Linked DNA regions of Mus musculus: all the other regions are linked to region 1. Evidence: chromatin loops called from intact Hi-C (ENCODE). Cell type or tissue: left cerebral cortex. All regions are shown on one strand. Links, peaks and the distances in the headings refer to the core of each region. The heading gives the core; the rest is flanking DNA.

Region 1 (7,809 bases), core at 2,075-4,574:
CTCCTCTCCCAGGGTCTACCCCTTTCTCTCTCTCCAATGCCACTCAGCCAGTCTTGCAGGCTCATAATGCCACAACCTTGGGCTTCCTGATACACTCCTGTCCTAGACTACACTCACACAGGGCCAAGGCTCACACATCATGTAAGCAAGCAACGGTCAGCATAAGCTCGACTTCATCACTTTGCACCCAAGACCTTGTTCCCTCTCCAGGCCTGAACCTTGCCCCCTCCCCCCAGTGCAGTCATCCCAGTTCTTCTAAATATCAAACCCAGTAAGAGATCTAATTTGCAGGAAGGGACTAGAGACCGTTTAGGGCTGCTGTTCTCTGACTGCACAAGGATGGCCATGCCTCCTCTTAGAGGGAGGAGGAGGCTCTTTAGGGTGGGGCTGGTTGACTCTGTGTCTGTCAGGATAGGCTGGAGTGTCATCTCTGGGAAAGGGGCCTTAGGAGATGCCCCCTCACAGGTACCCAGGGGTAGAGAGGCAAGAGCAGCCATGCTGAGGAGCTGGGCGGGGGTGGGGGGGAGGGGGCTGCTGATCATCCAGTGAGCCAGTGTGGATCCCGAAGCTGGAGTCCCACCAGGGTGGACCCAGCTGCACGGACAGGGGCCTAGGCCTTCCCTGGCTGCAGCAGCAGCAGCAACAGCAAGGGAGAATAGGGCAGGATTTGTTCAGGCCTTGTTGGGATGTTTTTCCCTCTTGGAGTAAAAAAAATAAAATCATCACAGAACCCAGAAGACAGGTTGTCATGGCAACAAAAGTTTGAGGCCAGGTACATCCTGACACCCTTTGGAGCTCAGTGGTGAAGGCAAGATCTGGGGGGCTGTGCACAGCAGAGAGGGAAACCCATCTAAATGGCCTTAGACCTCCCAAATTTCTCATCCGCAACTGTTTGACAAGCTCAGGGGAAGGCGATTGTGATTTTCTGGGAGGACCAAGCTGTAGCCAAGGAAAACCAGGGAAAGCAGCGCTTGGTTTTTATCCACCCAGCAGATCACACAGGAGCATCGTGACGAATGGGGCCGGGGGATGAAGGTCTCACATTGACCATAAGTGATCCTGTCTCAGGTCCCCAAACTGCATGGGTCCCCTTCTCCATCAGTCCTCTGGTTGTTCTCCAGCCACCAAGAAGACAATCCAAGCTCCCTCATCAAACTCCCCTGAGCCTAATCTGAAAAATGGGTCTTCCACAAGTGGCTGCCTGGCCCAGAGGCTAGGATGTAACAAGATTCCACAGGTGACAACTTTAGCCTGGCCTGGTGCTCAAAATGCACTGAAGCTCTCTAACATTGCTTTCAACACGTTTCTGTTAACATTAAAACAAAAACAAAAACAAAAACAAAAACAAAAACAAAAACAAAAACAAAAACAAAAAAAAACATAGCAGTCAAGCTTGGACATAAAGCTTGGGATGCTTGCTCAAAGCACGGAGCCAGGGATGGCTACAGAGCTTATGGGCAGCCGCCTTCAGACAGCTTTTGGGACAGCCAGCAGGCTCCGATGAGAGCCCAGGCACACTACAAAGGCAGGGCAGGTTGCCTCAAGCTGCCAGGGACAAGGCCCATCCAGGCACTGTAGGGTGGCATGTCCCCCAGGGCAGGGCCTCCCAGATCTCAGGAACTGCTGCCTGCAGTTGGAGGAGGACCCATGGTCATCCCTTCTCATTCTTTGGGCTGTCGTGTATGAAGGTCTATGGAGACCTGAGCCTGGAGGGGGCACATGTCTACCGTGCTCCGTGGCTGCTGTGGTGTGGGAGGATCAGGCTTGTGGAAGCAAGAAGTTTTAGACAGGAGGCTTTTAGACTATGCTGAGTGTGAGGAAGATACAGCTACATAAAGGGGGAGACGGCGCTTCCAAAGGGATCCTGCCAGAACAGTGGCTTACTACCCGAAAGCTGTGGGTTGAATCCATAGCCAGTACCACCCACCATATGGCACAGTCCCCTATCAGGCAGAGGTCCCCTGAGTGCTCCAGACTTGCTATCTTTTGGGGGTATTCACTTCAGCCCCATATGTCTGGGTGAGGGGACAGAAGTGTCGGTCTACTTTCTGAAAAGCCTGCCCCCTCCCCAGTTCTGAAAGAGACTTGTGCTAAGCCAGGATCCCTCAGCTCCAGTGCCTAAGTTGCCTGTTTTCCCGCCTGCCTCCCTTCTCTCCCTCCCTCCCACACCATCCACTCCCGCATCCACTCCTGGGAGGGCTCCAGGATACCCCGGCTAGTGGAAGGACATAAGGGTGCTCATCAGACTCCTCTATCCCCTGCTTTCTCCAGCCCTATCGTAGACGTTTAGCGCAGCTTGAGAGTAGCAGAACCGTTGGGTTCCTGGCCCCGGAGATCTGCGGTGGGAAGGGTTGCCTACAGCAAAGGTCCCCGGCCCCCACTATCACCTCCCGAGCTGAGACGGGCGGATGGGAGCAAGGAGGGGTACACGGGGAAATGACTTCAGGCCGAAGAGGGACCGCACGCACTGGAACTCGCAGCCAGGGTGCGCGCGCGGGGGACCGGGACGCGCCACCTCCCCGGTCCGGGACCAGCGGGCGCGCGTCCCCGGGGAGCCCCGCGCCAGCACTCACCCGGGCCACCGAGCTCTTCCTCACACGAGTACCAGATGCCAGTGTGGAAACGGCGCAGCTGGAAGCGCTCGTCGCCCGCCTCCCAGCTGTAGGGCGCGCCGGCCGGGCTCGCGGCGACGGGGGCGGCTGTGCTGTTGGCCGTGGCGTTGGCGCCCGAGTTGGGGCAGTTGGCGCCGCCGCCCTGGCCGCAGCCAGGCTTGGGCACCCGTTGCGTGCCCTGGCACCAGTACGTGGTGAGGAAGGCGGTGGTGGCGAAGAGCAGCGCCAGCAGGTTCAAGGCCACGGCCAGGAGCGCTCGGCCGCGGCGGCTCGTCTTCATGCCGCCCGCGCCGCCCGCAGCTCCGCGCGAAGTTGGCAGCGGTGCCCGCGTCAGCGCCCGCCCCGGGGCTCAGGTGCCTGCGGTCGGCGACGGTGTTCGCGGCGCAGGCCCATGGCCCACGGCGGGGACGCGGGGCGACGAGGACGCGGGGCGACTGGGGCCGCAGAGTGGAGCCGACCAGCGCGCCCGGAGCCCGGAGCGCGAGTGCGCTTCGGCGAGCAGCCGCGGGCGCCTGGCAGCGGCCACGGCGCAGGGACGCGCGCCCCTCCGTGGGGAGACACCTGCAGGCGGCCGGCGACACTGTTCAGCGCCCGCCCGCGCGCGGAGAGGGGGCGCGCCACGCTGGGCGCGGGCGGGGGACAGATCCGCGCGGGAGTGGAGAGGGACAAGTGAGAGATCCCAGGCAAGACGCTCCCAAAGGAGCCTCACTCAAGGCAGGAGAAGACCTCTCACCCAGACCCACACAGCCCTGCCAGATAAGTGACAAGGCAGCTTCTGTGGGTCTTTAGACTGTCAGGGGCCTCTGCAAAGGCTGCAAGACCCATCTGGAGCTTAGGAAGGGATGGGGATGCAGAGCCTCAGCGTTTGAAAGGCTTGTCCCTGCTCACCCTTGCTATCTGAGACCAATTCCTATCCACAGGCTCTCTGTCACCACACAGGAGGGCAGAGAGCTTGCAAAGAGGCAGCCTGCACAAGGAAGCGAGCATAGGATGTGACAAACAGGGCTTCTCCACCCAGGCTATCCACACCAGAGACCCAGAACATGACTCAAGAGGCCACAAAAAGAACAGCAAGTCGTGGTCGCCAAAAGGTGGTGTCCTGCAGGTCTGCGAATGCTGAATGCTTAAGACTGGCCGGGCAGGGTTGGTTAACCATCCTGACTTTGCAGTCAGTTAAATCCAGGACTCGACCAGCTGTGTGACTTTGAACAAGACACTTGCTCTCTCTGACCCTCGATTTCTGTATCTATAAAAAGGAAAGAATGTGTTCCAGAGCCAGAGGTGGGGAAGGCATCTGGCACACAGTAGGCACTCAGTAAATGCTGACACTATTAGGAATATCTGGGCCAAGGAGTTGACGAAACTCAGACCTTTTTAGCATCTCTTTCTCAAACTAGGATTGCTCATCTGTGAGCACCCCCAACCCCACCTCTGCTCTAAGATGAAGCTACACCCTTCACTCTTCCCACTGCATGGGGCACAGTGCCTGGATGCCCAGGGTGTGCAACCATTAATTGCACATTGATTGCAGGAGCTAATTTGAATTCTGCCCAAGCCAAGAATGACTCCAGCCACCCCCAGCTTGCCGAGTGGCAGGCTTTGCAGAATTCAAGGTTAACAGATTACGAATTGCCTTACTCCTGTGGGTGAGCCCCACTCACTGCCAGCTGCTGCCACTCTGCCTGGGGGCAGGAGAGACTAAAGCAATGCTGGTGTGAGGACAGCCAGGGGAGCCCTGCACTTGCTTATCAGAGCTTCTTTCTGGCCCCAAACAAGGAGTTTCTAACTATTTTCAGGAGAACTTCTGGATTGCAATGGTGCATTCGAGTATTGGTTAATGTGAATGAACGACCACAAGGAATCTGCTGCCCTCAACAGGCATGCAATATGTATCATCTGAGCCTGTCCACGTTTAAATGCAGCCCTGGGGTGTGCACTGACGTGACACTTCCTTGGCCTTGAGACTCAGTTAGTATTCATGTGGCAAGGCACGTTTCTTTCAAGCTGGGAACCCTGTTCTGGGGCGGGAAGCGGGGAGGAGTTCAAAGCAAGGAGAGCCCAGAGGAAAAGTCTCAGGGACTACTCTTCTTAAGTAACACCCAGAGGAAGCAGAGACCCGCTGTGATATCCTGTCAGGGGTACCCAACCACCTGCTCACTGAGCAGCCACTGTATGCTCAGCTCAGGAAAGAAGAGAGAACATGAGTGACATTAATAAGACCAGCACAGGCTGCCTGTGCAGGGGTGAAGGGCAGGGAGGGGTAGATGTGGGCGGAGCTTGGAGGAAGGTGTCATAGGAAGGTGCATTGGAGCAAAGCCGGGAGACACCAGGAGGCTCTCTGCCAGGGAAAGAAAGTTCCTAGCAGGGGAACCAATGGCCAATGCAAAAACCTGACACCCTGGCGGGTTGGGGGTTGGAGGGAGGGAGCACAGCCTGAACAAGGGACAGCAAGGGAACAGCAGAGGACAGATCACAGAGGTCTGAGTCATGTGGGGCCTGCAGAGGGTCTGGGCAGAGTCCAATGATCTGGAGAAGACCCACTCCAGCTGCTAAGTGAATAAAGATGGCTGCTGATCAGCTAGGGGTAGGTAAGTGACACCAGGGGTTCAGGCAGGATCATCCAAAGGCCAAGAAAGCTCTGGGTTGTTTCTGTTTGCTTGCTTGCTCTAGGCAATGAAACCCAGGGTTGGATGGGACCCAGGGTCATGTCTGCTAGGCAAGTGCTGTACCACAGAGCCGCAACCAGTCCCTCCTGGGGTGATTTGAAAGGCAGACCCAGCATGATTTGTTTAAGGCAAAATGGAACACGGAATGTAAGGAGGTTTTCAGGGGCATCTGCAAGGTCAGGGGCTCATAGAGAAAAATTCAAATTGGGATTGATTTTGTGCTTGCTGAATGTTCTACCAGAGCTGATAGTAGAGACCAGTAGGAGGAGCTACCTTTCAGGTATGCCTTCCTGAAAACCCTCTCAATGTATCAGAAAGCCCTTTGGATACCATGGATATTTTCATACCAAATAATGGCAGAGCTGCATCCAGGCAGGGTGGCACACCCTGTAACCCCAGAAGTTGAGGCAGGAGGATTATGCGTTCCGGGGAATCCTGGGCTACATAATGAACTAACAGTCGTAGCTACATTGACCTTGGTAACAGACAAGGGTTGGGTATGGTTTAAGGAACTAGGAATTTGCACCCAAGACCTTGGTACTCACTTCATCCTACTGACGCAGCCAAGGCCGGCCAATAGGCTCCTGTCCCCAGCCCTCACCTGAGCTGCCCACCTCTGCACCTGCTGCAGAAGGTTCAGCCCCGTCTCACCTCGGCTTGCCCTGCGAACACCACCGGCTTCTGCTCACATCTCTGCTCACATCTCACTGTGGTTGCGGCTCTGTGGTACAGCACATGACAACACCAAACTCCTCTGTGGTCCCTGACTCTGCACATCCATCAAGCTGTTCCCACTGGAATGGCCTTGCCACCTCATCCTGAGTGTCCTTCCTACGATTGACCTCCACTCCTGCTGCCCTAGCAACTGCTGTCGCTCCCTCTCTGACCCCCAGTGTTAGTGAATTAATCTAAACGGTGAGGTTTATCTTCAGACCTGTTTCTCTGATGGGCCTGGGGCCCTCCAGATCCCCTACACTGGCAGCTAGCGGTTCAAATCCGGCCAGAAGCATGTTTGGTTTGGCTTGGATGAAGTTAGTACCATATGCGCCAACATTTCCTCATTGGCCACATTCAAGAATCCAAGATTTGCCATAAAAACGCAGGTTCTCGGCTTCTCTTACAAGATCAATTTACCTTCCAGCACTAGGCCTGCAACTGCGTCTGGCAGAAGTTTGTTGACACCCCTGTAGAGAAGCCAGAGCGACCACAGGGTCTCTACCTTCCCAGCACTTAGGGAGCTTGCCAGGCAACAGGTGCCTTTGAGTGTGAGACTCTCTCTCTCTCTCTCTCTCTCTCTCTCTCTCTCTCTCTCTCTCTCTCGGCGGGGGGGGGGGGGCACCAAGGTTCAAAGGTCAACCTCCAGTGTCATTCCTTAGGAGTGCCCACCTTGGTTTTTGAAACAGGGTCCCTCACTAGGACCTTGGGCTTTGGCTTAGGCTAGGCTGGCTGACCATCTCTGCCTCCTGAGCCCTGAGATCCTAAGTCTGCTCTGCCACGGCTGGGTTTTTAAGTGGGTGCTGATGTTGGGCCCTCACGTTTGTGTGGCAAACACTTTCCCATCTGAGCTACCGTCCCAGCCCTGACTCCCATGTTCAAGTGCAGGACAATGACTGCCCTCGGAAGGGGACGGTGGCTGGGACAGGCTGTGTGTTCAGCTCATGAAACCTCACTGGCTGTACAGCTGGGAATTGTACATTTGTTTTACATAAAAAAAAAATTTACCAGAAAAAATAGTTGCTATTAAAAATGAAAGTGGTACTTTTCAGGAAATACAAACACGCTTTGAAGGGGCATAATCCCCAGGGGACTTGGATTTCCACACTTCCTTGGAGTCAGCTGCTGTAAGCCGCCTCCTTCTAAGCTTCCTCATTCCTAACCCTGCAGAACAGAGCCCCCAAGCCTCTAGGCTCTCCTAATTATAGCAAGTGATTAGGCAGTTGCCAATTACTGGGGAAGTTTTTAAACAATCTCACAGTGTCCAAGCCAAAAGCCTACTTCATTCCCCTGCTCAAGACACCAGCACGGCCATGCTACTTGGGCAGGGTTTTTAGAAGAGGGAGGGGCCCAGAGCTCTGTACAATTAAAGCCTTCCCTCCCAGAGGGCAGAGTCTCCTGGGAGAAAGGAACGGGCCTCATTAGACAGTGATGGGCTGGAACTCCTCCTCCGCTCCGTTGTTTGCGCTGCCCAGTGTAAAATCCAGGCCCATATACGTGAGGCAAGTGCCCTGCCCCCAGCCTCTCAGGTTATTCTTCAATGCCAGCATTGCCGGCCCTTTGAGCTCTTCAGGAAGTTTCTCTCAGTCTTTGTACTACACACTAGGGTATCCATGAACAAGACAACATAGGAAGCCAGGCTGAGTGGCATATGACTGTCATCCTGGTACTTGGGAGGCAGGTTAGTCATTAGTTCAAGATCACTCTGTGCTACATCATGAGACGTTGTCTTAAAATGCAAGACACAATGGCAAAGACAATAAAAAAGACATACTAGGGCTGCACCTTTAAGGAGCTTCAGTTCCAAGGGAAGACAT
Region 2 (7,809 bases), core at 1,731-4,230, 190 kb before region 1:
ACCGAAAGGAACAACTTCCCCCCTCCCCCCCCATGATGTTCTGCCTCACCAAGGCTCACAGCAATGGGGCCAAGCAAACATGGATTGAATCCTCTCAAAGTGTGAGCCTGAATCGACCCTTCCTTCCTTAGGTTGTTTCTGTGAAGTGTTTTGTCACAGACATGGAAACCTAACATATCCTCACCTTCAACCTCACAGCCCCAGACAGTAGCGTATGGAGACATGCGCCGCTCTCGATGCAGGACACCGGGTGGTAGCAGCCATTCCCAGACTCTGCAGCTGGACTCTGCAATAGCTCCAGGTTCTATTGCAATCTGTTTACTGCCTTGTTAGAGGGCAGGGATGGGTCATTTCAGGCAGAAGGAACGAGGTGTGAAATAGATTCTTGGCAGCCCTGGGAAGCTTTTAGGAGGTGTGAATGCCCAGCAATCTTGTCATTGGAGGAAGGTAAGCAACACACATGGTTGCAGAGGGAATCCAGGGCTGCACCAGGTTCAGAGGACCACTCATCCTATCCTTAAGGCTTTAGGAGTCTGTAATAAGACACGCCATCATACTTTACAAGCCTGGATCCCACACATCTCAACTATGTCACCCAGAATGCCCTCAAACTTGTAATCCTTCTGCCTCTCATCTGTGCTTGGCTTACAGGCATGGGTTACCCTGCCTTGCAGCAACCTATATTTTAATGAGAGTCCCCAAGTGTTTCTTAGCAACGGGCATGACTGGAATACTACTGCCTTGGATCAAAAATCAGACAAACAGAAAAGCATCGGCATGAATAGAGTTGAGCAGGCCTGTAACCTGGGCCAAGTGACAGTCCCAAGAGCCAGTTCCTTTGCTACAAGACAGAAAGAATGCTGATGACCTCATAGGGACCAAATTGATATCAGAATTTCATGGGGACCTACTGTGTGGACGCATGGCACTACCTTGTGGGGGACTCACTGTTGTATGGGGGATACACAACGACCACTGAACGACAGCAGGCTCCTGTGCTGGTAATATCAACACTCTGGTGGGAAGAGAGTGGAATGAACAAGCTAGCCTGGAGGTCAAAGAGTGAGCAGCAGGCAGGAGCCATGGGAAGAGGCCCCTGGGGGATGCCACCCATGCCCCAGGTGGGGAGGGGCCTGGCTCTGAGCTGGGAAAATGGAGTCAGGCTTGTATCTCAAAAAGATGGGTCAGGGAGATTGGCCCTAGACACAGCAATGTCCTCCCAGTCTATGACCAAGCAGACTGCAGCAGGCAGGAGCCACTCTGAACTGGCTCTGCGACCAGTGGGCCCCAAGGGCACAGGCAGCCCATTTTAAATACAGAAGCCTGCTGGGAACATAGCCACATACCTGCCATCCCAATCCAGGTGGTGGAGACAGGAAAATGACAAGTTTGAGGCCAGCCTGGGCTACATAGTGAAATTCTACCTCAAAGCAAAATACAGAAGAAACCTAGCTTGAACCGGGATCATTCTCCATTCGACTCTCCACCCCAGCACAGCAGCACTAACTCCAGCTGGGACCCCTGACCTCCAGATGGCAGGGTCTCAGATGTCCTCAAGCTGCGTGCCTGTCTGAGTCCAGGAAATTGGCCTTGATATTTATTTTGAAAATATGGTCTGGTCTGCTTCCATTTTAATAACAGAAACAACTCTCGCAGTGTTCTATTGAATTTGATTTTGATCTAATCAAAATGCCAAGTTGCTCTAGGCCCACAGAAAGTCTTCCTTAAAATTCGTTGTGCTGTTCTGGGGGACAGCTATGGCCAAAGCCCATCTTGACAGAGCTCCCACAAGCTGCCTCTGTGTCCTGACAATGACAGGCTCTTGCAGAGCCCTGCCTCACGACACACCTGGCAAATCAAAGGCTTGTCCAAGGCATCAGACTTGACAGGAGCCGTGCGCTGCAAACCCCAGTCACCCCAGAGGATGACACAGATACCCAGATCGGATGGCAGCATCAATTCCATCAAATGTCACATCTGATGTGCTCCCAAACTAGCTGGTGGCACTGCAGAGCAGAGCAAGAAACTGTGGCAGAATCAAATCATAGAAGGACCAAGGGAGAAATAGCAACTTTGGCAGTAGTTAGAAGTGAAAGAAAGTTTATATAACTCTTCTTGTCAGACTAGCTGCTCTGGGAGGAAGTTGTGGGAGATGCTCCGAGGTGCAGTGGCAAGCGCTGAGCACCAACTGCGTGGTACTTGCTGAACTGGGTGCTTGGGCTAGAGACATGGACAAGATGGACAAGGTGTTTATCAGAGAGATGAGAGAAATGGGAAGCAGGGTGAGTCGGGGAGAGTCAGATGCTGGGAAGGAAAGAACCTGGCACCTGGGAAACTAGTCCACAGCTTAGGAGACAAAGCGAACCACACGAAGCTTTAGAGGGAGAGCATCTAGCAAGTACAAAGGTCCTAGGAAGTGAAAGAGCTTAAACATGGTGCAGCTGCTGCCTAAGGTGGCAAAAGGGAGGAGGATGGTGAGGCCGGGGTCCTGAGGCATGAGCTGGAGCCCTCGGTGAACAGAAACATCTCCAGTGCCGAGCTGGGTTTCATCGCAGACTGGATTATGTGAGGTCTCTCTGCTCAGCAAAGTTGCCTAGTAATTCTTCCTTCTTACGTCCGGATCAGTCATCAAAGAGCTAGCAGGCAGGAGCTTTGCTGAGCGCACACAGCAAGTGTTTAATAATGTGGCTCCCTGACACCCTCCTCCCCCATGCCTCCTGCCGGCAAGCTGTGCCCGGCAGGATCTGAGCAGCTGCTTCATGAGGAAATATTGCAAAACTCGCCCAAGCGATTCCAAAATATTTTCTGGGCAGCAACCCCACAGCCGCTAAGAGGCCGGGTTCTGGGGACCGGCTGCTTCTCTAGGCTGTTAGCACTCTACTCTTGCTGGGTTCCCATCCTCGGGACCCAGCCTGGAGAGATGGGTCCACACGGACAGTTCCTCCACACTACTGAGCCTTCATCCCCTCTGTTACTGCCTGACTATATGATATTGGGTAAGCCCAGTCTTTTGGTTTGCTGAGACAAGGTCTCACCATGCAGTCCAGGCTGGCCTCAAACTTATGATCTTCCTACCTTGGCCTGTGAATACTGGGATGACAGGAACGTGCCACCATGTCTGGCCAAAGCTATTCTTGGCCTCCTAGGGTTCTTTGTTCTGTCATCCACCGGGCTGAATTGACTCAGTGAATGAAAGAGCTCATCCTCTCAAGCCCCTGTACTGTGCCCTAGATAAGGTGCCACACCCTGATGTCTCTGGCTAGTGGGGATTCCACCATGGCTCTTGCCGCACTGTGCAGCAACAGAATGGGCCTTGCTGTCCTACAGACTTCTGGGGCCCAGAGGAGCCTATGAGCAGGGATAAATGAGTGAGTGATTAAATAAGAGAGTGGATGGATGGATGGATGGATGGATGATGGGTGGGTGGATGGATAGATGGATGGATGAGTGGGTGGATAGATGGATAGATGGATGTGTGGATGGATGGATGGATGGATGGATGGATGGATGGATGGAGAGATGGATGGATGGATGGATGGATGGATGGAGAGATGGATGGATGGATAGATGGAGAGATGGATGGATGGATGGATGGATGGATGGAGAGATGGAGGGATGGATGGATGGATGGATGGATGGATGGAGAGATGGAGAGATGGATGGATGGATAGATGGATAGATGGAGAGATGGATGGATGGATGGATGGATGGATGGATGGATGGATTGGGTAATGGGTGGGTGGATGGATAAGTAAGGGAACAAGTGAATGTCTCACATGCATCATAGAAACGACTTCTTTAGAGAAGCCAATCCCTGCTTTGTCACAGGCATCCATCCTCAGGACTCCTGGTGGTCCCCACAAGCCCCAGGAGCATGGCCATCTCTACTGTCTGCCCTAATGGAGGACACTGAACAGAGATGCTTGGGAACTGAGACTCCTTTCTCTCCTGTGAAGCCAGAATGGAGAAAGCCTTCCCTATTCACTCTTTGTAGCCTTTGGGCACAGATCCCTGCACGTGCCCTTCTCCAGAGATGATCTTGTAGTGTCTCAGCACCAGCCATGAAGTTCACATCCCTCCAGTGGGCCTGTGCTCTCCCTCCATCCACCTTCTACCTCAGAGATGCCCCCACAGCCCCCAGACTCAACACCAGCAAAGCCACAAGACTTCTTACCAAACTCTTCTATTGATGGTGACACACACCTTTGAAGGTTCCTGCAGAAGTTCTGTGTGACCCCAAGGCTCCTCTCTCCCTGCTCTTGCTCTAATGATCATGGCGGGGGTGGGCATACCTGCTGAGTGCCAGCTAGCAACAGCATGGCTCCACACTCTGGTAGCCACCACCAGTGACCTGAGAAATTCCTGTCATAGCTGGGACAGTATCAGGCCTGTGTCACTGCCCTGATGTTCTCAGCTAGAACCAATTGCTCACCTCTTCCTTGAGTCCCAAGTCCATTCCAGCTTATGATATCTGGGTCCCCTAAGCAAAATGAAGTTCAGTGGATACAGCCTGTTATTGTCATTGTGAGTGTATGTGTGTGTGTGTGTGTATGCATATGTGAGTGTGTATGAGAGCGTGTGTATGAGTGTAAAAGAGACAGTATATATGTGTGTGAGTGTATGTGAGTATGTATTTGTGAGCGTGTATGTGTGTGTGTGTGTATATGAGTGTGTATGAGAGTATGTGAGTGTAAGAGAGACTGTGTATGTGTGTTTGAGTTATGAGAGAGAGTGTATGAGTGTAAGAGACATAGTGTGTATGTGCGAGAGAGACTCTGTGTGTGTGAGTAAGTGTGCATGTGTGAGATGTGTCAGGTCTGATCCCAGAGGAGCCCAGTCTGATCCACTCTGACAATGCCACCAGAAAGCCCCCAAATCTATGTGTCCCCATGGTCACGTTCAAGCTACCATTGTGTTCTCCCGGAAACGGGGGCTTACTCCAGCTTCCAAGCTGCCCTGCCTGCAGCTAGCACAGCCCTCTCTACCTCTGACCCTGAGCTCACTGCAGAGGCATGTGCATGGACAGAGAGGCAAGAGTGGACAGAAAGGTCAGCAGAGACAACAGATGAGGCAGTCAGAGGCTCCAACGGAAGATACATATATGGTAGATAATAAGTGGAGAGATAGATGAGAGGTGACGGATATATAGATGGAAGGATAAACAGACAGACAAGCAGGCAGATAGTCACATAGATATAGAGACAGATGAGCATATACATACATAGACACATAGGTAAATAGAGACAGAGAGCACTGAGGGTAGGGGGCTCAGACTTTACATTCAGCTCCCAGTACTCCTAGCCTTCAAGCATAGAGAGAGACTCAGGTATAGACTGAAGCCTCCAGAGCAGAGGTCTGTGCTAACTAGCAAGGATGTGTGACCTGGGGCAAGTCTCTACCTCTCTGAGGCTTAAGTCACTTACCTGCTAAGCTTCCTGCCTGTGGGAGTTAGAAGTTAGGGATCGTGGAAGCTTGGAAAGCACACATATGCAATGGAGCTGGCAAGGGAAAGCTGCTCACTGAGATGTGACTGCCTCACCTGCTGTCTTTGGCAGCTCCTATCTGATGTGAGGAACACTCAGCTCTGCCTCCCTTTGTCGTCTGGAGCTGACACTTGTTCTCCTGGCTGCCCCGCATCCTTCCTAATGTGTCCGTCAGAGTGAGGCTGGTGAAGTGAATGTGCTCGGAGCCCCTAAGCTAATCTGTCCAATGTTTTTCTCCCTGCCTCGGTGGATCCCACCCAGGGCTGATCTCAAAGGCCACTGGGGATGTCAGGCCAGGCCCGGAGCTGCCAGGCTTCCCATGTGTGGTGTGTGTCGGGAGGAGACTGCTGCTACAGCTCCCTGTCCACCACGTGGCACTTACGGGTCGGGTATCTCTCGTGGCGGCAGGCAAGGCGGAAGTCTTCCTCTTCACTCACGTCCCCCTTCTCAATCCTGGAAAGAAACAAAAGAAAACCCCAAGACTGGAATGAGAAGGCAGGCAGAGCAGAGCATACCCAGGGCTGGAGAAGCACCATGACAACTTTCAAAGTAGCCTTCTACCTGTTGCCCACACCCTGAGATATGGGCACCACTTTTCCCATCTATGGAAAAGAAACAGGTATTCAAGGGACAATTGGGCTGCAAAGCAATCAGTAACCATACACATGGCCAGGGCTTGCACACACACACACACACACACACACACACACACACACACACACACACACACACACGTGCACGGGAAGGGGAAAAGAAGAGGAAGAAGATAGAGAGGGAAGGAAAGAGGGAAACAGGGACAAAGGGGGATGCGCTACACACATATATAAATAAAATTAATTCCTGTCAGAAGGTTGCTTGTGCCAACCCAGTGGGTCTCAACTTGGCTATTGCTAGAAGTTACCCATTAGGAGTTTTAAACAGGGCTGGAGAGATGGCTCCACGGCTAAGAGCACTGACTGCTCTTCCGAAGGTCCTGAGTTCAAACCCCAGCAACCACACGGTGGTTCACAACCATATGTAATGAGATCTGACTCCCTCTTCTGGAGTGTCTGAAGACAGCTACAGTGTACTTACATATAATAAATGGAGTTTTAAACCCCATGTGGGTCTTCCTTCCTCATATTGTATCAGCTCCTGGGCTTTATTTAGTTCTTGAAACAACTATTAGAGGTGCTCTGGTGGCTGTCATTACTAACAGCAGAGGCCACGATGTGGTGGCTGCTATTACTAATACAGCAACGACAACCACTGCACCCACCAAACACATAGGGAAGATGAGGTAAAGGGGAGCTGGGAGCTACAGAGTCTCACTGCCTGGTCACTGTTGAACTGAGGTCCACAGTTCATCCCACCCCAGTGTCCCAGATCTTCAGATGTCACTTGGATCCTGTGTTTTCCTGCTGGAAGCAGACACTCAGCCCCCAGAAGGCTGTAGTAGAAGGGTGGTCGGCTGCCACCCAGAGCCACTTTAAGCTCAGCCCTTCTCTTTAAGGTACAAGCTCTGCCACAGCTCCGCAGGGCCAGCAGATGTGGACCTGCACTGGAGAATCTACCAGAACTGACTCTACACAGAAGCTGGGAGCGGAGGAGGCTGAGACAGGGGCATCATGAATTTGAAAGCAAGACCCTGTCTCAACAAAAGTTAAGAGGAGAGAAGAGAAAAGCAAAGGCAGTGGGGGGTAGGGCAGTGCGATTCCCGGCAGGGCTAGGCTTTGGTCTGGTTTGTTGGGTCAGATGTCATCTCATGTTCCAAGTCTCTGCTGGTCCTCACACAGTAGCCTGCAACCTGGCTGCTCCTGGCCACGACATTCCCCAGGGACATCAAGCTCTTGCTTGAAAACAGCTGCAAATGTCACAAGGTGATTTGAGCAGAAATTTCTTGGGAAGTAATTCTGCTTTGTGTGAAGAGACCCAGAAAGTGTCTAAAAGGACTGAAAGGGGCTTGGCAGAACCCACACTCTGATGGGTGGCAGGCGGGAACAGGGACATTGGATGTGGCACGTGTACCTTCCCAGGCCTCAGGTTCTCCTGAGTTGTGGCTCTACCTTGTGCTGGCTGCTTAGATCTGTACATGTCTTCCATGTCCCCTGTCTCAATTCCTCCATCCAGTGGGTGGGCATCTATTACCTGCTGCTTAACGCTGTATGTGGGTAGCACCAGGCAAACTCATCCATCCACAACTTCCATTGCCATTTGCCCTCTTTATTCCCATAGCCGAGAGTCTTCTCGTCATCGGCAACACACCCAGTGTCACCACAAAGCTCCAGTTATAGAGAGGTGCTCCTTTGCTGCATTAGCACGTGTGCCCTTCTTCCATCATCCCAGT
Region 3 (7,809 bases), core at 1,731-4,230, 240 kb before region 1:
CTCTCTGCTCTCTGAGCCTCAGTGTCTTCATCTATACGACAGGAGTGACACATCCTTCTTGGAGTTGTGAAGGACAAACAAGACAGTGGCTTTAATGAAGCAACACAGCTTCCCTGGTTCCTGGGGAATGTTCAGCAAGTAATGAGTGAGACATCAGCCTGTGTCTTGTACCCCACAGACCTGCTGACCTCAATTTGAACTCCGTTCCCCCTATTCCCACAAAGCACCCCTTTCCTCCAGGATTGTAGGCGGTCATTTGAGATCTGTGGGCTGTGCTTGGCAGGTAACCTGGCACAGAAGCATGCCTCAACAAATGCTGAATGCTTCTGCTCCCTCAGGCCCAGCCTGCATCACCTGTGCTCTGGGTTGGCCTCTTGTATGGCCACAGGAATCCCTGCTCATCCTCCTTAGTGAGTCATCTCAGGTCACTCCCTCATTGAGTGTCTGCTTGTCTCCTCTTGTAACCCTCAGAATCTGAGGGCTCTCCCCAACCTCTGGCTGTCCTCTGGGTCTGTGCTGCTGCCCACCTTTTATCTAGACTCTGAGACTGGATAAAGCAAAGATCAGGAAATCCCAGAAGGGCATGGTAGGGCTAAGCCTGAAACCTCTACTCTCAGGGAGCTGAGGCATCACCAAGACAGGCTTCTGCTGTATAGAAAGGCCCCGTCTCAAGAAAAACATTAAAATGGTCCAGGGTGAGGGGCTTGATTGGCAATGTCCTTGAGAACCTGATTTGGATGCCCCAAACCCACGCAATTCCAGATCTGGGGGAGGCAGAGGCAGGAGGATCCCTTTTTGGCTAGCCAGTCTAGCCAAATAATGATATCCAGGCTAGTGAGAGACCTTGTCTCGACAGAGATGGGCATTCCCTCAAGATGATAACCAGGTTTGTCCTCTAGCCTCCACAGGCATGCAAATATGTGTATCTGTGCACACACAATTATTTACACACACTAAACAACATAGACAGTAAAAGAAAGAGAAGCCTTCTGGGTATGAAATCCTGGCTTAGGTGACATGCTGTGGGGCAGGACAGTGGTGACAAGCAGGGCCTGGATCCATGTATTCTTTGCCAAGGTCTGGTCCAACCTTAATGATTCTGAATCCTCTTAACAGCCCCATCTTATAGATAAAAAAAAAATGTGAAGTTTAAGCCACTTTTCTAGAGATTCCTTTCCCACACCCAGTGGGGCTAGTATAGAATTTGAGCCACAGTGGATCAGTCCCACCATCCTGAGCCTATTAGCATAACTGCCAACACTCACTGGATGGCCAGCCAGGCTTTAAGCAGACGTGGAGCTGCAGGGAGTTCTTGGTGACAGGCAACAGTCCAACTGTCCAAGTTCAGAGGCCTCAATCTCACTTGAGTTTCTTGCCAGGCATTTCCCTGCTTGGTTCAATGACACATCAAGAATCAAGTCCTTAAGATTTAGTGCTTGTTAGCTGGTTTTGCTAATGAGGAAAGTTGTTTAGAAATGGTGTTATTACCCATCACCCAATTCCAAAGCCCCACTGCCTGGGCCTCCAGGAAGCATGCTGGATGAGTCTACCAAAATGCTAGTGGAGCGATAAGCTTCATAGTGCTCCCCATGGTGAGACCCCCACAGTGGACCTTTACCGTGGCCTAGCAGGGGATCATGTTTTACTATAATACCATGTCCATTCTGGAAGCGGGGTGCATCGGCCATGGGTGGATGAGGTGTCATCAGCCTTTACCATGAGCAGTGAAGAGTAGGTGGAGACTTCAGGGTCCAAAATACCAAAGGCTAGTAGCATCTTCTCCCTGTTCCCTTGGTTCTCTGCACAAGTCCACCAGACCACCTTTTCCTTGCTAGTTTGTTCACAGGTAGCCAAAGGCCTTTCAGTCCCAAGTGTCTGAGTGCTGGTTCTGGGCCCTGCAGCCAATTCTGGAGTCTCAAGGGGTGTTGATTGGTAGACTTGGGTCAGTTGTCCAGACTGTGCCCAGTCAGCAATGGCTGAAGCAGGTGCAGTGGAAGGAAGGTAGGTAGTTGTGTTGTATTTCCCCGTCCATTCTTGTCCATTCTTGCTTCCTGTGTTAATGGCCATTGATGCCGATGTGCTGATGGTGACAAGGGCAGTTTTATAAACTCTGAGCTTCAATTGTCTGTATCTGACTCCACACAGGACAAGTCTTCTGGCTTCTTGAATCCTGTTGTGTCATCATCAGAGATCCTTCTAGACTTCATAGACTGCAGATGGACACCATTGCTTTCTGCTGCTCATTTGGGTTTAGGACTGGATCTGGGGACATGGTTTAATGAGAGCGTGTTTAACATTTATTTCATCCTCAGTACCACAGAAGAGAAACAGGAAACTTCCTGTCTAACAGAGATTTAGGATAAGCTTGTCAGCAGTGACAAGCCAAGCCTTAGCTTAGTCCCAAGTAGTCTCAGAGCATGTCCCCAGCAGAGGCGCACAGGGAGACACCTGGATGCCAGCTGCCATCACAGCCAACAGGGGCAGGAGAAAGTCTATGCCTCTCCTTTTAGAACAAGTATGCGACTCAGGGAGGAGCCTGGAAGGCAGACTCAGAAGGAATGCCAAGTCCCTGCTCCCTGGCAGAGGCATGCCAGCCAAGTTCCTGGTGTATGGTGTATGTAGTGTTTCCTGGCACGCTTATAGGCTAATCCCGCCATTACTTTCAGTCAGAGGAATTCAGATCACAGAGACCAGAGTGATGACAGCCTGTGCTAGAGCCCCTTCTGCCACGTGTCACACCAGTTCCTGGGAGGAGAGAATAATGGGGACTTCTGGGTTCTTTATTGGTGGCAGATAGGAAGATGGGAACAGAAGAGGCATGGGAGAACCTGCAGGTTACGACCTCCAGGCTGATCCAAGAGACTGAGGGCAAGAAGCTAGTGTTGACAGGCCTTCCTGTCCCAGCAAACACGTCTAGGTATTTCTAGCACCTCATGCTTTCTGTGCATGGCACCCGGTCATGCCAGGGAGCAAGGATGAGGTGGAGGGGTGGCACTGAAAGGAAGTGACCATGTGGAAGAAGAGCTGTCCCCACAGAAGGCAGAGAAGGACAAAGCCCCACTGAAGAAGACATCTGGTGGGGTGAAGGAGAATAGCAGTGGCTGGGGAGATGGAGGTTGCAGAATTAGGAAGAGCCGCAACAGGGCTTGTGGGCACAGTGAGCAAAAGCATTCTTATTCTTGGCATAAGAAATGATCGTGGTGATGAAAATAGCATGTGACAAACTCTGCTGTAGGCTCATGGCTCAGGGTGTTAAAGTGACCAGACCACACAGATAGCAATCTAGAAAGTGTTTTCTAAGATAGAGAGGCTTCTTGCCTTCAGTCCTCCAGATCAGTGTGGAGGCTGTCATCTGTGGGTTCTGCCATGCCTGCTTTGTCCCCTCTTTTCTATCTGTCACCAGCAAAGAGCCTAGTAGTTTTGTCACTGGAATTAAAGAAGCCTGGCAGAACTTGCTCTGAGGTTGGACAGTGCCTGTGTGGGAGCTGAGAAAGAGTGCTAGCTGGGTAAGAACAGGGCAGGATGGAACCAAGGACCAAGTAAGTCTCAGGTATTCTTAGACTTTGCAGCAACAAGGTGGTGCCACTGTGCTAGGACGCTGTGAGTAGGCTGGGTGTGGTGGGCACACTGTGCTCTTGTGATTCTGGAGGCTGAGGCAGGTAGGTCACAGTTTGAGGCCAGTCTGAGCTATGGAATGAGACTGCATCTCAAAGGGGTGGGGAGAAAGAAGCAAAGAAAGAGATATATGGGTGGAAAAAGAAAGAGAGAGGAAAGGAAAAGAAACAAAAGCTAGCTAGCTAGACCTATGGGTCAGGTAGCTGAAGTGGTATGTTTCCTAAACCACTGGGAGGACAGACTGTCAAATGCAAGACCTTTGTCTGGGATGTCAGGAATGAAGTGAAAACTGACAAAGACTAGAAGTCATTGTCACTTGCTGTAAATGGGGAGTCCTGAGAGTCATAGGCATCCTAGGCATTCAAAGTGCAAAAAGCCACCAGTGCTGTGGGGAACAGGAGATGCAGGAGCCCATAGAAAGCCATCAAAGTTTCTCCTTACCTTTTGATTCCTGTTCCCAAGTTGGCATCATTTTTAGGCAGGTTCCCCACAGTGTAGTCAGCTAGGCCTCCACATATAGCAACCCTGTATCCCATCAGTCTGACTCGGCCAGGAGAATGACAGCACACACACACACACACACCAGCTTCTGTGTGGATAGCCTCACAGTGGGATGGTCTTCAGAAAGCTGAGGCTTGTTCCCCAAAGAAGGGAAGCTGAGTTCAGGGTGGAGTTGAAAGGCCACTATTAAGACAGGAAATAGATGTCTGTATAGAAAAGGGGAGGAGAACAGGGCATGATAGGAGGGAACCACAGGATCTGGTACCCTCCCTTTTCTAGACAGGAGAGATGTATACATGTCTGCAGGCCGAGCGAGCAGTGGAAAGCTCTGGAGGAAGCAGTGTTGGAGGAACCTAGAGAGAGGAGTAATTGATAGTGCCAAGCTCCCTGGAGCGCAGGCTGGGAGTGGACTGCAGGCAGGGAGTGGAGCGCAGGTGCTGCCCAGTAGGAACCAGCCTGGAATGGCAGAGCTGCATGCTGCTGTGTATTCACAGTGACCTCTTCCCATGACTGGCTGTGCTTGGCTGCCAGCAAAAGCCACTGCCTGATGGTCACACTGAGCTCATAGACCCTGAGAGGGGGCTTCAGAGCCATCCTTGAAGTTACTGGTTGAGTCCCTATGCTGAGATTCCGGCTTTGTCCATACGTGGGAGCAGACAGATGCCTTACCTTTCATACACTTAGTGAAGTTGACTACTTTGAACTTGTGGTCCTCCTGCCTCCACAGACCAGTGCTGGTACTCAGACTTAACATTCTTTCTTGAGCATTCATCCCACTGTTGAAGAATGCCTTGTAGTGCTGCCAGAGTCATGGGACTGGTCCAGCCTCCAGTGCAGTGCAACCTACACTGTGACCAACTCAGACCTCATGGGCCATGATGTGTCCCTGGCTATGGGAGTTTCAAAGTCGGGTGACTTCTGGTAAAGTTTCTAATGCCAAACTAGCCTTCCTGGGTCAGCTTCCTGTCACCATGGTACTCAAGATGAACAAATTTCAAAGGGAATAGATCATTGTGACCCACAGGTTCATAGGCTCAGGCCTGAGCTATCTGGCCATGTTGCTTTGGGCCTACAGAAAACACGATTCGATGGCAGTGTGTGGTGAGGGAGGCTGCTTACCTGATGGCAGTTGGAGACTGAAGAGAGAGAGAACATCTCAGAGTCCCCTTCAGGGACGTGCACTCGCCTTGTAAAGGCTCCATCCTTCCCAGTAGTGCCACAGTATGGATGCCAAGCCTGAATCATTCAAGATTCAAACTGTAGCTCTTCTCCTGATTTGTATAACTGTTGTACTCCTAGAAAGTTCAAAGTCTATTAAAAATACATCTTGTTTTTCCTGAAAAGAGTGTCTAGACTTAGGTTATGATAAACAGTTCTTTGTCAAGACCAACACTGAAGAGCACGTGGGACAGGAAGCCATAGTTCACATAGTCCATCCAGAAGTTGTGGCGTACTCATGTGGATCATCTCCGTGTTGTGGAGTACCTTATCAATTAACTAATATCTGAATGAATCTGGCTTGGCGGGCACTCTGCTCTCTGAGCCTCAGTGTCTTCATCTATAAGACAGGATTGACACATCCTTCTTGGAGTTGTGAGGGACAAACAAGACAGTGGCTTTAGTGAAGCAACAGAGCTTCCCTGGTTCCTGGGGAATGCATGCGTTTCCAAGGTGTGACACTAATAGGGTGCCCCCTCCTGTGTTCTCTTTCAGAAGACACCCAGGCCTCCCAGACACTGCCTTGGTTGCAGTGGTATGGTGAGCAGGAACACGCACTGCATGCATCATGGGACTCCCTCACTGCCTTCGACCGTGCCCACCGGGGCAGAATCTCTGCCCTGGAACCACAGGGGGACATCCTAGATGAGTTCCTGAAGCAGCAAAGGAGCAGCCGGCATGAGGAATTCCCAGCCCCTTGCAGAGAGGAGGAGCCAGAGCCCTCCACAGAGATGGGTGGTGACAGCGACTTTAAAATCCCAGTCCTCCCTTATGGACAGCACTTGGTTATTGACATCAAGTCTACATGGGGAGACAGACACTATGTTGGCCTTAACGGCATAGAAATATTCAGCTCCTCAGGGGAACCAGTACAGATTTCCAGCATAACGGCAGACCCCCCTGACATCAATATTTTACCAGCTTATGGGAAAGACCCACGTGTAGTCTCCAACCTCATTGATGGGGTGAACAGGACCCAGGATGACATGCATGTCTGGCTGGCCCCCTTCACACCAGGCATGACCCACACCATCTCCATTGAGTTCACACACCCTTGCCAAGTTGCCCTGATTAGGATTTGGAATTACAATAAGTCTCGAATCCACTCCTTCCGAGGTGTGAAGGACATCACGATGCTGTTGGATACTCAGTGCATCTTTGAAGGAGAAATTGCCAAAGCCTCAGGAACTCTGATGGGAGGTACAGTATATCTGTGGGGATTTCCTACAAGTCCTTGTTTGCTACTCTCTGAGGCATGGAGTGGAAGCCCATGAGCTAGCCCAGGACAGGTAAGGTCTTCCTAGATGTGAGGTGCACCCCTCACCTCCCCCAGGATGGGTGGGCCAGAGTTGGCCCTCTAACACTAAGTGTTTTTCTAGAGACTAGGATCTTGAACCTGAGAAGGGACTTTTATGCACGTTCAAAGTCATGAATTGTACCATCTTTCTTGCCTTAAGGCAGAGAGGTGGGATATTTAGGGAGCCCGTGGGACAGCCAGTCATTAGAGCCCAGCTCCCCAGGTTGGGACAATACCCACACCTTCTGGGGGAGGTGCTTTATAAAAGGACCCACAGGAAGCCAGGCTAGGCAGTATACACATGCAATCCCAGCCCTAGGGTTGTACATGGATGGTAAAGTCACCCCCCGAGACCACCCCCTATCCCATACACACTATTTGAAATCCTGCTAAACCAAAGACTCTAGCTCATGTAAGCCATAGACTAAGTTCAGGGCCAGTCTGAGTCTTAACAAGGCTGTCTCAAGATTTAAAGCAAGGGAAGTCTGTGACTGTTGGTCAGTGATAGACCTCTTGAGTAGCATGCGCAAGGCCCTGAGGTCTTGTATCCCCAGCACTGCAGAAACAGGCTCAGGGATCTGGGTTGGACACCCAGTGTGTCATGCACACCAGGGACTTGTATGGTGAGAGGTAACAAGAATTCTTGTTCCATGAGGTCCCACCAATGTGGCTCTCAGCTTGGTGAAATGTGGGGGCTGAGCTCTTGACTCACATCAAGAACTCACATCAGTTGCTTGAGACCACATAGTGTATGGGACACTATGACATGTTATGGATGGCAGATCACTGGGGCCTGAGGCCAGCTGAATCTTCTCTCTTCTTGGTGATGTGCCCAGCCCCTGAGCACTTTGGAGACACTATTCTCTTCACCATGGATGAGGACATCCTGGAGGCCATATTCTGTTTGGATGATACTTTTGACATGGATGCTGAGAGCCTGTGTGGCCTTCAGCCTGAAGAAGCGCTAAGGAGGCCCAGCACTGCCGACGGTGAAGGTCAGGATGAAAGGCCTTTCACACAGGCTGGCTTGGGTGCCCAGGACCAGGTAGGACTGGAGTGGATCTGGGGAATACCCCTAACTAGATTCTTTTTGTTGTTCAGGGCAAGGTCTCACTGTGCAGCACAGTCTGGCCTTGAACTCCCTCTCTTCCTGCTTCAGCCTCCCAAGTAGTGGGACA

The links. A loop is a pair of places that touch in the nucleus more often than their neighbours do. Peaks named below come from ENCODE experiments on the same cell type or tissue, not always from the same donor. Only the 100,000 strongest peaks of a DNase experiment are listed, where the experiment ranks them.
Region 2: it touches region 1 in a loop (5-fold over the local background); 4 of 42 quality-filtered maps call a loop at or near these places.
Region 3: it touches region 1 in a loop (4-fold over the local background); 2 of 42 quality-filtered maps call a loop at or near these places.

What each region holds. Positions count from the first base shown.
Region 1 is chr7:126,079,287-126,087,095 of GRCm38, forward strand. It overlaps Gsg1l (GSG1-like), which reads right to left and starts at 3,125. Exons shown (of 7, transcript NM_001101488.1): 1 at 2,574-3,125. The coding sequence starts at 2,892. In left cerebral cortex, for the core only: CTCF peaks have their summits at 2,488, 3,188 and 4,480 (motif pointing left); DNase peaks (open chromatin) are centred at 2,110, 2,464, 2,811, 3,239 and 2 more places; H3K4me3 peaks cover 1,469 bases; H3K27ac peaks cover 1,773 bases.
Region 2 is chr7:125,885,795-125,893,603 of GRCm38, forward strand. Gsg1l (GSG1-like) reads right to left here. Exons shown (of 7, transcript NM_001101488.1): 6 at 5,866-5,936. Among named protein-coding and RNA genes, the nearest start is that of Gm51456, 63 kb to the right of the region's middle. In left cerebral cortex, for the core only: a CTCF peak has its summit at 2,754; DNase peaks (open chromatin) are centred at 2,150 and 2,730; H3K27ac peaks cover 1,052 bases.
Region 3 is chr7:125,844,470-125,852,278 of GRCm38, forward strand. D430042O09Rik (RIKEN cDNA D430042O09 gene) reads left to right here. Exons shown (of 28, transcript NM_001081022.2): 16 at 5,830-6,534; 17 at 7,468-7,676. Among named protein-coding and RNA genes, the nearest start is that of Gm51456, 100 kb to the right of the region's middle. In left cerebral cortex, for the core only: CTCF peaks have their summits at 2,415 and 3,073; DNase peaks (open chromatin) are centred at 2,531 and 3,240; H3K27ac peaks cover 1,719 bases.